Regions from separate parts of the Homo sapiens genome. Here region 1 is linked to region 2. A link is a loop called in an ENCODE intact Hi-C map of the cell type or tissue named here. Cell type or tissue: K562. All regions are shown on one strand. Each heading gives the region's core, and the rest is flanking DNA. Links, peaks and the distances in the headings are about the cores only.

The links. A loop is a pair of places that touch in the nucleus more often than their neighbours do. Peaks named below come from ENCODE experiments on the same cell type or tissue, not always from the same donor. Only the 100,000 strongest peaks of a DNase experiment are listed, where the experiment ranks them.
Region 1: a loop joins it to region 2, with 3 times the contacts of the local background. A loop is called at or near these places in 4 of 110 quality-filtered maps.

The regions. Positions count from the first base shown.
Region 1 is chr19:51,780,995-51,786,263 of GRCh38, reverse strand. LOC105372448 (a long non-coding RNA gene) reads left to right here and starts at 2,655. Exons shown (of 3, transcript XR_936049.2): 1 at 2,655-2,844; 2 at 4,918-5,087. In K562, for the core only: a CTCF peak has its summit at 2,669; DNase peaks (open chromatin) are centred at 1,096 and 2,693.
Region 2 is chr19:51,419,086-51,424,354 of GRCh38, reverse strand. No RefSeq gene overlaps it. Among named protein-coding and RNA genes, the nearest start is that of SIGLEC10, 4.1 kb to the right of the region's middle. In K562, for the core only: a CTCF peak has its summit at 2,256 (motif pointing left); a DNase peak (open chromatin) is centred at 2,214; H3K4me3 peaks cover 215 bases.

The sequences.
Region 1 (5,269 bases), core at 748-4,747, 360 kb before region 2:
ACCATCCTGGCTAACACGGTGAAACCTGTCTCTACTAAAAATACAAAAAATTAGCCGGGCGTGGTGGTGGGCGCCTGTAGTCCCAGCTACTCGGGAGGCTGAAGCAGGAGAATGGCGTGAACCCGGCAGGGCGGAGCTTGCAGTGAGCCGAGGTTGTGCCACAGCACTCCAGCCTGGGCGACAGGAGCGAAACTCCGTCTCGAAAAAAAATAAATAAATAAAAACAAACAAAAAACCCTCAATCTAAGTTTTACCTCCTTTATAAAAACTAATCCAAAATGGATTACAGATTTAAATATTAAATGCAAAACTACTAACTTTTTAGAAGAAAACATAGAAGAAATAGTGAAGACTTAAGGCTAAGCAGGGAGTTCATAGACACGACACCAAAAGCACAATCCATAGAAGAAAAAAGTATAAATTGGACTTAATTAAAATGGAAAATATTTACTCTTTTGAAAGTTGCTATTCGGCTTCAGAGTCAATATAAAAATTTTAAAAACATAGCAAATCATGACATTCCCCTGCTCTTCATTCTCCAGTGGTTTCCAAATTTCTAACTCATGCTTACCAAGCTCTACCAGAACTGGCGCAGACATCATTCGGTGGAAATCTACTCCCCTTTCACAGAATAGCAGGTGAATGCAGAGGCTGTTTCAATAGATGAAGAGACAGAGAGTGAGAAATGCAAAGGCACTCAGATCAGTGATTGTAAAGATTGAGGGAAAAGGGTAATTTTGTGATTGACAGAAGGCAGCAATGAAGGTTATCAAGAGAATAAGTACAGTTTCATGGACTAGAATGGAGAGTGACTGAGAGGCTACTTTATCTTAGAGGCTCAGAAAACAATATCTTGAGGAGGTGACATGTGAGCTGAAATCAGAATTACATGAACTGCTAATGTGAAGTGTAACCACCCAATGGGTTCACCTTGCCGGCTGCCTAGACAGAGTCAATTTATCAAGGCGGGGAAATTGCAACAGAGAAAGAGTAAGTCACGCAGAGCCAGCTATGCAGGAGACTGGAGTTTCATTATTACTCAAATCAGCCTCCCCAACCATTCAGAGAGCAGAGTTTTGAAGAAGAACTTGGTGGGTGGGGGGAAGCCGGGGAGCCAAGAGTGTTGATTGGTTGGGTCAGAGATGAAATCACAGGGAATTGAAACTGTCTTCTTGCAGTGAGTCAGTTCCTGGGTGGAGGCCACAAGATCAGATGAGCCAGTTTATCCATCTGGGTGGTGCCAGCTGATCCATCAAGTGTAGAGTCTGCAAAATATCTCAAACACTGATCTTAGGAGCAGTTTAGGGAGGGTCAGAATCTTGTAGCCTCCAGCTGCATGACTCCTAAACCATAATTTCTAATCTTGTGGCTAATGTTAGTTCTACAAGGCAATCTAGTCCCCAGGGAAGAAGGAGGTCTGCTTTGGGAAAGGGCTGTTATCATCTTTGTTTTAAACTACAAACTAAGTTTTTCCCAAAGTCAGTTCAGCCTACACCCAGAAATGAACAAGGACAGCTCGGAGGTTAGAAGCAAGATGGAGTTGATTAAATTAGAGCTCTTTCACTGTCTCGGTCATAGTTTTGCAAAGGTGGTTTCAGAAGTTCAAGAGAAGAAATATTCCAGGCAGAGGAGTGGTTAGTACAAAGACTGTGAGACAAGAGTAAGCTTGGTGTGTTTGAGAAATAAAAATACTACTAGTGTAGTTACATCATAATAAGTGAGAAGAAACATGACGTGAGAGAATACGCAAGAACCAGATAATATGAGGCTTTCCTAGAGAAAGGCTTTAAATGTTTGTTTTATTAGTGCAATAGACAGCTATTATAGGGTGTTAATCAGGGGAGGAGCATGATGATGCTTACACTATGAAAAAGGTTTGTAAAGATGGATTGCTACAAAGCAAGAGTGGAAGCAGAAAGAAGAATTAGGAGACTATTACAGTCATCCAGATGGAGGTGGATTGGAGTCACGTGATAGCAGTGCATAGAAAAGAAACACACAGATTTGATCGATGTTTCTGACATAGAGTCAATGTGATTTGGTGATGGATGACAGTAAAAGAATCAGGAATAACTCATATTTGGTACTTAAGATATTAGGTAGAGGGTGGTGACTTTTTCTAAAATTGGAAATGATGTGGAAAACATGGCAATCAGTTTCTTGGGAAGAATCAGATTGATAGTTCTGTTTTGGTCATGCCACATAAAATACTTCAGTTAGATTTTCAAGTGGAAATGCAGAGGAGGGAGGTAGATACCAGTCAGGACTTCTTCTGAGAAGAGGTTGTGGATTATGATGGAGATTTGGGAGGGGTCATCAATGGACAGGTGGGATTTCAAGTTATAGGGACAAATTACCTAGGATGACTACATTGACACAAATAGGTGAGGGGGTCTAGAATTGGGCCCTTGGGTACACCAATATTTAAAAGTCAGAAAAGGGCCAATCAAGGAAATTGAGAAAGAGAAGTCACTGAGGTGGGAGGGAAACCAAACACGAGTGATGTCACCAGGAACATTATCTATTCAAAGATGAAAGGACTGGTCAACTGAGTCATATATGCTTAGGGGCATAAGATTCCACTGTTACCTGAGAGATGGTAGATTTCCCCCCATTGGATTCTTAGCCAAGCACCAAATGTCTGAACCTGCAGTGCGGTAACATGGCAACAGATGTCACTGTTATCCATAATAAGAGTAGTCCTGGTGCAGTAATCAGGAAAGGAACCCATATAGAATGGGTTGTTGTGAAAATGTGAAATGAGGAAGTAGAGAACTGAAGTGGTAGTGGCCCTTGTATTTGCTGTCAAGGAGAACAGAGATTGGTTGTAACGTTCAGAAGGAGGTTTGTGCTACAGAGTTTTTTTTTTTCAGTTAGATTAGAGAACATATTTTATATACATATATATACATATATATACACATATATGCATATATACACACATATATACACATATATACATATATACACATATATATACATATATACACATATATATACATATATATATGCTGATGGCAATAACAAAAAATTTAATGATACAGTAGAGAGAGAGAGAGAAAAAGAGAGACCACCTCCATCTCTTCCTCTCAATACCTACTCATTTATATTAGTTAATGTTTTATCATTCCTCTGTTTTTTCTCAGAATATGTGATTTTTAATAGAAAGTACAGAAGCGATAAAAGTAATATGACAGTTTTTAAATAGAGCAAAATATAAAGCCTTATTTCAATGAGAAATTAAGTAGATATTATTGGCGTTTCAAAACACAGTTCATAATTACAGAGTTTCCATAGATAAATAAAAATAATTAGTGTAAGTACCTGGGATGTCAGATGATAAAGAATCAAATGAGGAATTTTAAAGCAATAATAATTATGTTCGGTTTTTTACAGAGCAGTAGACCTTTTTTCCCACCTCTCTGGGGGGAAAGCACTGAAAACATATATCAGTCAGGGTTCTACCAGGTAAATAGAACTTATATATATATATGAGATTTATTGGTTTATGAGACTTTGGAAGCTGGCTCAGTAAGTCTGAAATCCATAGGGCAGACCATCAGGAAGGGAAGGCTGGAAACTCCCAGGCTGTAGTTGATGCTTCAGTCCACAGAGAGTTTCTTCTTCTTCATGGAAACCTTGGTTCTGCTCTTAAAATTTCTCAATTTTTTGTTTCAGGCTCATTCATATTATAAAGTTTAGTCTGCTTTACTTAAAGTCAGTTGGTAGTAAATGTTCATCATATCTGAAAAGAAATTCACTGCAACATCTATAATAATTTTTGATGAGGAGGACACTATAGCCTAGCCGCATTGACACACAAAGCTAACCCTCACAGTCCATTCTTGTCATCCAGTCACCCATACACGTTTCCTTAAATCATGTTTATTTTCCAAAGAAAGGTAAGAACAAAGTCCTCCTTCCTCCTAACATGATACACCTATCTTCCTTATAGCCAAAAATGCACTGACTCTTTCTCCAGAAGAGGATGCAGAGTCCTTGGGTGATGTTTCTTCTTCTCCTCCTTCTCCTTCGTCTTCCTCTTCCCCTTCCCCTCCTCCTCCTCCTATACTTCTCCTCCTCCTCCTCTTCCTCTTCCTCTTCTTCTTTTTCTTTGTCCAGGCTGCAGTGCAGTGGTGCAATGTCACCTCACTGCAACCTCCGCATCCTGAGTTCAAGGGATTCTCCTGCCTCAGCATCCCAAGTAGCTGGGATTATAGGTGCACAGCACCACACCAGGCTACTTTTTATGTTTTTAGTGGAGACGGGGTTTTATCACATTGGCCAGGCTGTTCTCAAACTACTGACCTCAAGTGACCTACCCGCCTTGGCCTCCCAAAGTGCTGGGATTATAGGCGTGAGCCACCACACCCAGCCTTCTCTCTTCTTTTTGATCTCCTCTAATATAAACACCATGATTTAAAATTACCTATTATTAATACATTTTATGTTATGTGATAATGAGACAAAAGAGGAAAGAAAACAAAAATTTTTGAAACACACAAATTTGTTCATGACAAAATAAGAAATATTCATTAAAATGATAGTCTTCACTTCTGTAACTGATTCTGCGATCATGGTAGTATTTATAACTACCATCTTTCACTCCTCAATCCATTTTCCATTTTCCCTCAACTAGTACCTCAGTTGGTCATCATCTGTGCCTAGTGGGGAAACCCAAACCTTCATTCCTGAAAGATCTGGGGCATTACAGTCCTGCTTGATAGAGCTGTGGTTTTACATGGACTTTAATAACAAAACAAGGTGGTACTCAGAGCTGCCCTAATGGGTCTGTCATATTCCAGACATGTTCTTCATTATCTCTATATAATATAGTAGCATACCAATTTCCTTCTTAGTAGCCAGGATCAGTCACCCCATCCATACAGTAACTCCCTTCTTTGCCTGCTGATTCAGAGCAAGAGGAGCCCAAAGTAGTGATGGGCAGTGGTACCTTCCAGTTCAGTAGAAACATTGTTGTGTCGCTGGGTGGATACATTTCTTCCTTTGGAACCAAGACCTCTGAGCCAACACAGCATAAGGTCATGAGGATGGGAAGCAGAAATTTTTCTAGTGGATCACTAAAGGTAATAATGAGTGATACAATTCCCATTTCTACCCCTTCATTCCTGGATCCTTGGATTCTAGTTATGGGAGAGAGAGCACCATACACTGAGTGCTGATTTAGAGTATGTATAGCTTCCTAAAGGATATTGCTCCAGCCCTGCAAGGTATTGCCTGCTAGCTGGTACTTGGGTAAGTCTTCAAA
Region 2 (5,269 bases), core at 634-4,633:
GCCCGGCTAATTCTTTTCTATTTTTAGTAGAGACAGGGTTTCACCATGTTAGCCAGGATGGTCTTGATCTCCTGACCTCGTGATCTGCCTGCCTCAGCTTCCCAAAGTGCTGGGATTCAGGCGTTAGCCACTGCGCCTGGCCATTTTTTTGCATTTTTAATGGAGACAGGGTTTCACCATGTTGGCCAGGCTGGTCTTAAACTCCTGACCTCAGGTGAACTGCCCACCTCGGCCTCCTAAGGTGCTGGGATTACAGGTGTGAGCTACTGGGCCCAGCCTAATTTTAATTTTTACTTCTTGGTTGGAAGTTTGCATTTTTCACTGACTAATTTTAATATTTTCTGTTTGTCACTGAGTTTTAATTATTTGATTATTATGTCCCTTTCTGTGTGGAGAGCAGGAGTGTGTGTGATAGAAAAAGACAGAGAAGAGAAAGAGAGAGAGTGATATCTTGTTTCAAGTAGGTTGAGTATCTTGGATCTGTAAATTTACAGTTCTGGTCAAATTTGGACAATTGAAAGTGATATTTATGTAATTTTTTTCTGATTTTCTTCTCTCTATATACTGGACATTGTGATTTTTATGTGATTGGCTGCTTGATTTTGTTATATTCCATTAAACAGCATTGGTGTTTCTTCTTGAAAGTCACTTGCATTTAGGTTGACTTCTTTCTTTCTTTCTTTCTTTCTTTCTTTCTTTCTTTCTTTCTTTCTTTCTTTCTTTCTTTTTCTTGAGATGGATTCTTGCTCTGTCACCCAGCCTGGAGTGCACTGGTGCTGTCTCAGCTCACTGCAACCTCCGCTTCCTGGGTTCAAGCGATTCTCCTGCCTCGGCCTCCCAAGTAGCTGGGATTACAGGTGCCCGACACCATATCCAGCTGATTTTTTTGTATATTTAGTAGAGATGGGGTTTCACCATGTCGGCAAGGCTGGTCTCGAACTGCTAACCTTAGGTGATCTTCCCGCCTTGGCATCCCAAAGTGCTGGGACTACAGGCGTGAGCCACTATGCCGGCCTAGGTTGGCCTTTTTAAGGCTCTTTACCTTTCACCCTCTCCTGTGATGGACCTAGTGTTCTCTTTATTCCAGGGCTATTTTTATCTTCTTGGCTCTTCTTTTCCATCCACAGTAGGGGATCATTTCATGGGTAACTCATGTTTTGGGGAGCAAGAGTCCTGCTGTTCTGTAAATAACAGGAGAGTAAAAGAAAAGTTAACAGATGGGGGAAAATATCTGAAATGCACATATGTAACAGGTGTCAGATCACAGACAACTTAGGGGTTTGACATAAGGAGTTGAATCTTATTTTGGAAAACTAATGCTTGAAGTGAGTGTCATATCACACTCACACACCAGTAAGTCACTATTATATCTGACAATAAAGTGTTGCACTTGCAAAATTTTTCCTTCACTAGAAATTAGGGTGAATCCAAGTCTATCCTCTAGTGATATTTCACTCTTCTTGCCCTGCAACGTGTTATTCTGACTTGAAAAGGAAAGGACGGAGGCCCAGCTAAGAGCCCCTGAAATATACACGACCCCAATCCAGACAAAGCAAAGATGAATGACCTGAAAAGCCCCCAGGAGCGCATTTTCTTATGTGGACATCACATGCTTAATGTGCCTGGGTGGAAGTCATTTGGGAATAACGCTGTAAAGAGTGTGAATATTGCCGGGCGCGTTGGCTCACGCCTGTAATCCCAGCACTTCGAGAGGCCAAGGCGGGCGGATCACGAGGTCAGGAGATCGAGACCATCCTGGCCAACACGGTGAAACCCCATCTCTAGTAAGAAAAAAAAAATACAAAACATTAGCCGAGTGTGGTGGCGGGCACCTGTAGTCCCAGCTACTCGGGAGGCTGAGGCAGGAGAATGGCGTGAACCCGGGAGGCGGAGCTTGCAGTGAGCCGAGATCGCACCACTGCACTCCAGCCTGGCGACAGAGCGAGTCTCTGTCAAAAAAAAAAAAAGAGTGTGAATATTTTGAAGGGCTTTATATCTTGGGGAGGGTGGGTTTGGGATGAGAGAAGTGGAGTGACGATGGTGACTTCGTTTTTGCTTTAATGTGATTCCCCCGGAGGAGATCTTGTTCTAATGTGTGGCGAAAAGTAGCCTTTTTAGAGAGTACTGTCTGCAAACGTGTCCAGAGCCTGGGACTCGTTCCCTTGGGAGCCTCCCTTCTGCAGGACCATGGACAGCGCGGGCTCTGGGGCCCGAGGCTCCGCGGTGCCGCCTGCTCTGAAGGTGGAGCGCCCCCTGGGGGCGGCGTCCTGAACTGCAGCACAGCCCGAGGTGGGAGGAACCCAGGACCAGGTCCGGAGCTCAAAGGACACAAAGACGCTGGTCAGGGAAGGTCCAGATCGCCCTTCTTCCGACAAAACCTCCTGGGCTCCCTCGGGGTCTCAGCTGCAGCCACTCGTGGGCTCTCCATCCTCTCCAGGACCCTGGCCCTCGCCCCTCCCTCCTCAGGACGCGGTCCTCACGCCGCACCTGCGCCCCCCGGGGCGAGATCCTGCCCCGACCCCTGTCAGACACCCCCGCCTCTCCCTCCCCCACCTCCCACCGTCCCCGCCCTTCCTTCCAGCGCCCACTTGTGCCCTCGTGCAGCTCCGGGGTCTGGAGCCTGGGTGGGGCTTCCTAAACCCCTCCGTGTGGAATTATGGAGGAAGAGCAGGCGCCTAGCCCCTGCTGAATGAAGGAGAGGCGGGTGCGGGGGTGGGAGGCTGGTATTGAGGGAGCTGGTTTTGGAGGGAAGCAGCTCAGGGAAAACCCGAACCTTCTCAGGCCAGAAAACAGACTTGAGGCTGCCCAGAAACCAGTCCCGGGGCCCCAGGCAGCCTCTCCAGTCCTGTCTGACCAAGGCTGGGAGGGCGGCTTGGGTAGGAAGGGCTGGGAGCAAGTCGGGGCGTCGGGGGCTCTGGCCTCGCTGGAGAAGGGGACGTGGTGAGGAGGCCACAGAAACCACAGGAACTCAGAAAAGTGAAGAGGGGGGAATGGGAGGGGGCAGCGATGTGGAGAAACCCGCGGGAGGAGGAAGACGGTGCCGCTCTCCTGGCTCCTGTCGGCTGATCCCATGGGTGTGAAATGTTCAAAGGCAGAGGTGGGGCTGGGCCCAGGCTGGGGGCCCTAGAGATCATCAGCTCCTTAGGGACCCACCTCCACCAGGACCCAGGCACCTTTCCTCCCCTCACTCCTCCCTGGGAGAGGCCCTTTTCTGAGCTCTGTGGAGAGGAAGGTGTGATGTGTCCCACCACAAGAGCTCCCCTGCGGGAAGGAGGCTGGTGTCCTCAGAGAAGGCCCAGATTAGGTCACAGGGAAGCAGGGATCAAAGGGAAGGTGAAGCTGGGCTTGGTGGCTCACGCCTGTAATCCCAGCACTTTGAGAGGCCGAGGTGAGAGGGTCACCTGAGATCACGAGTTCGAAACCAGCCTGGCCAACACGGTGAAACCCTGTCTCTACTGAAAATACAAAAATAAGCTGGGCATGGTGGCAGGCGCCTGTAATCCCAGCTACTCGGGAGGCTGACGCAGAATCGTTTGAACCCGAGAGGCAGAGGTTGCAGTGAGCTGAGATCATGCCAGTGCACTCTAGCCTGGGTGACAGAGCACAACCCAGTCTCAAAAAAAAAAAAAGATAAAAATAAAATTAAAAATATGAAAATTAGCTAGGCGTGGTGGCAGGCGCCTGTAGTCCCAGCTACTCGTGAGCCTGCACCAAGAGAATCGCTTGAATCAGACAGGGAGCGGCTGCAGCGAGCCAAGATCATGCCACTGCACTCCAGCCTGGGCAACAGAGCAACACTCTCTCTCAAAAAAAAAAAAAAAAAAATGGGGAGAGGTGGATATTAGGGTCTGAATTGTGTCCCCCCTCCCCCCACCAAATTTCTGTGTTGAAGTCCCAACCTCCAGTACCTAAGAATGTGGCTGTACATGCAGACAGTCTTTAAAGAGATACAGTTGTTCCACTGTATTAGTTGGGGATTGGTTCCAGGATCCCCACCCCTTGGATACCAAAATCTACAATGCTCAGCTGCCTTATACAGTAGTGTTTGCGTGGGACCTCTGCACATCCTCCCATCTCCAGGTTACTTATCACACCTAATACAGTGTAATGCGGTGTAAATAGTTGTTATGCTGTATTTTTAATTCATGCTGTTTTTTATGGTTATGTTGGCTTTTGTTGGTTTTGTATTTAAATGCCGTGATGGGCAGGTGGTTGAATTCCGGGATGTGGGACCTGTGCATACTGAGGGCCGGCTGAAATGAGGTCACTCATTTGGACTAGAGTGGGCCTAGTCCAATATGACTTGAGTTCTTGTAAGTTCTTATAAGAGCAGGAGTTGAGGAAACAGACACCCACAGGGGAACAGCTGTGTGAGAACACAGGGAGAAGTGGCATCTGCAAGCCAGGCAGAAGCCTCTGAAGGAACCACATCTTGGTTTTGGACGTCTAGTCCCAGAACTGTGAGGAAGTCAATGTTGTTGTTTCAGCCCCTCTGTCTGGGGCACGCTGTTACAGCAGCTCAAGCGACTGATACAGTGGATGAGGCCGTGGAGCACACCTGTAATCCCAGCACTTTGGGAGGCCGAGGCGGGAGGATCACTGGAGCCCAGGAGTTCAAGACCAGCCTGGCCAACATGGTGAAACTCTGTCTCAGCAAGGTGCAGTGGCTCACGCCTGTAATCCCAGCTCTTTGGGAGGCTGAGGCGGGTGGATCACCTGAGGTCAGGAGTTCGAGACCAGCCTGAACAACATGAAGAAACCCCATCTTTTCTAAAAATACAAAATCAGCCAGGCATGGTGGCGCATGTCTGTAGTCCCAGCTACTTGGGAGGCTGAGGCAGGAGAATCGCTTGAACCCCGGAGGTGGAGGTTGCAGTGAGCCAAGATCATGCTACTGCACTCCAGCCTGGGCAACAAGAGGGAAACTCCATCTCAAAAAACAAAAACAAACAAACAAACAAACACCTCTGTCTCTACAAAAATTATCAAAAAAAAAAATCAAAAATTATCTGGGCGTGGTGGTGTGTGCCTATAGTCCCGGCTAGTTGGGAGGCTGAGGTGGGAGGATCGCTTGAGCCCAGAAGATGGAGGCTGCACTGAGCCATGATCACACCACTGCACTCCAGCCTGGGCAACAGAGCAAGACCTTGTCTCAAAAACAAAAAACAAAAATGCCATGGATGAAAGAACCAGGACAGGGCAGAGGCTGGGTCATCTCCTCCAGGAGGCCTCTCCTGACTTCCCTCCACCAGGAAGAGCTGACCACTCC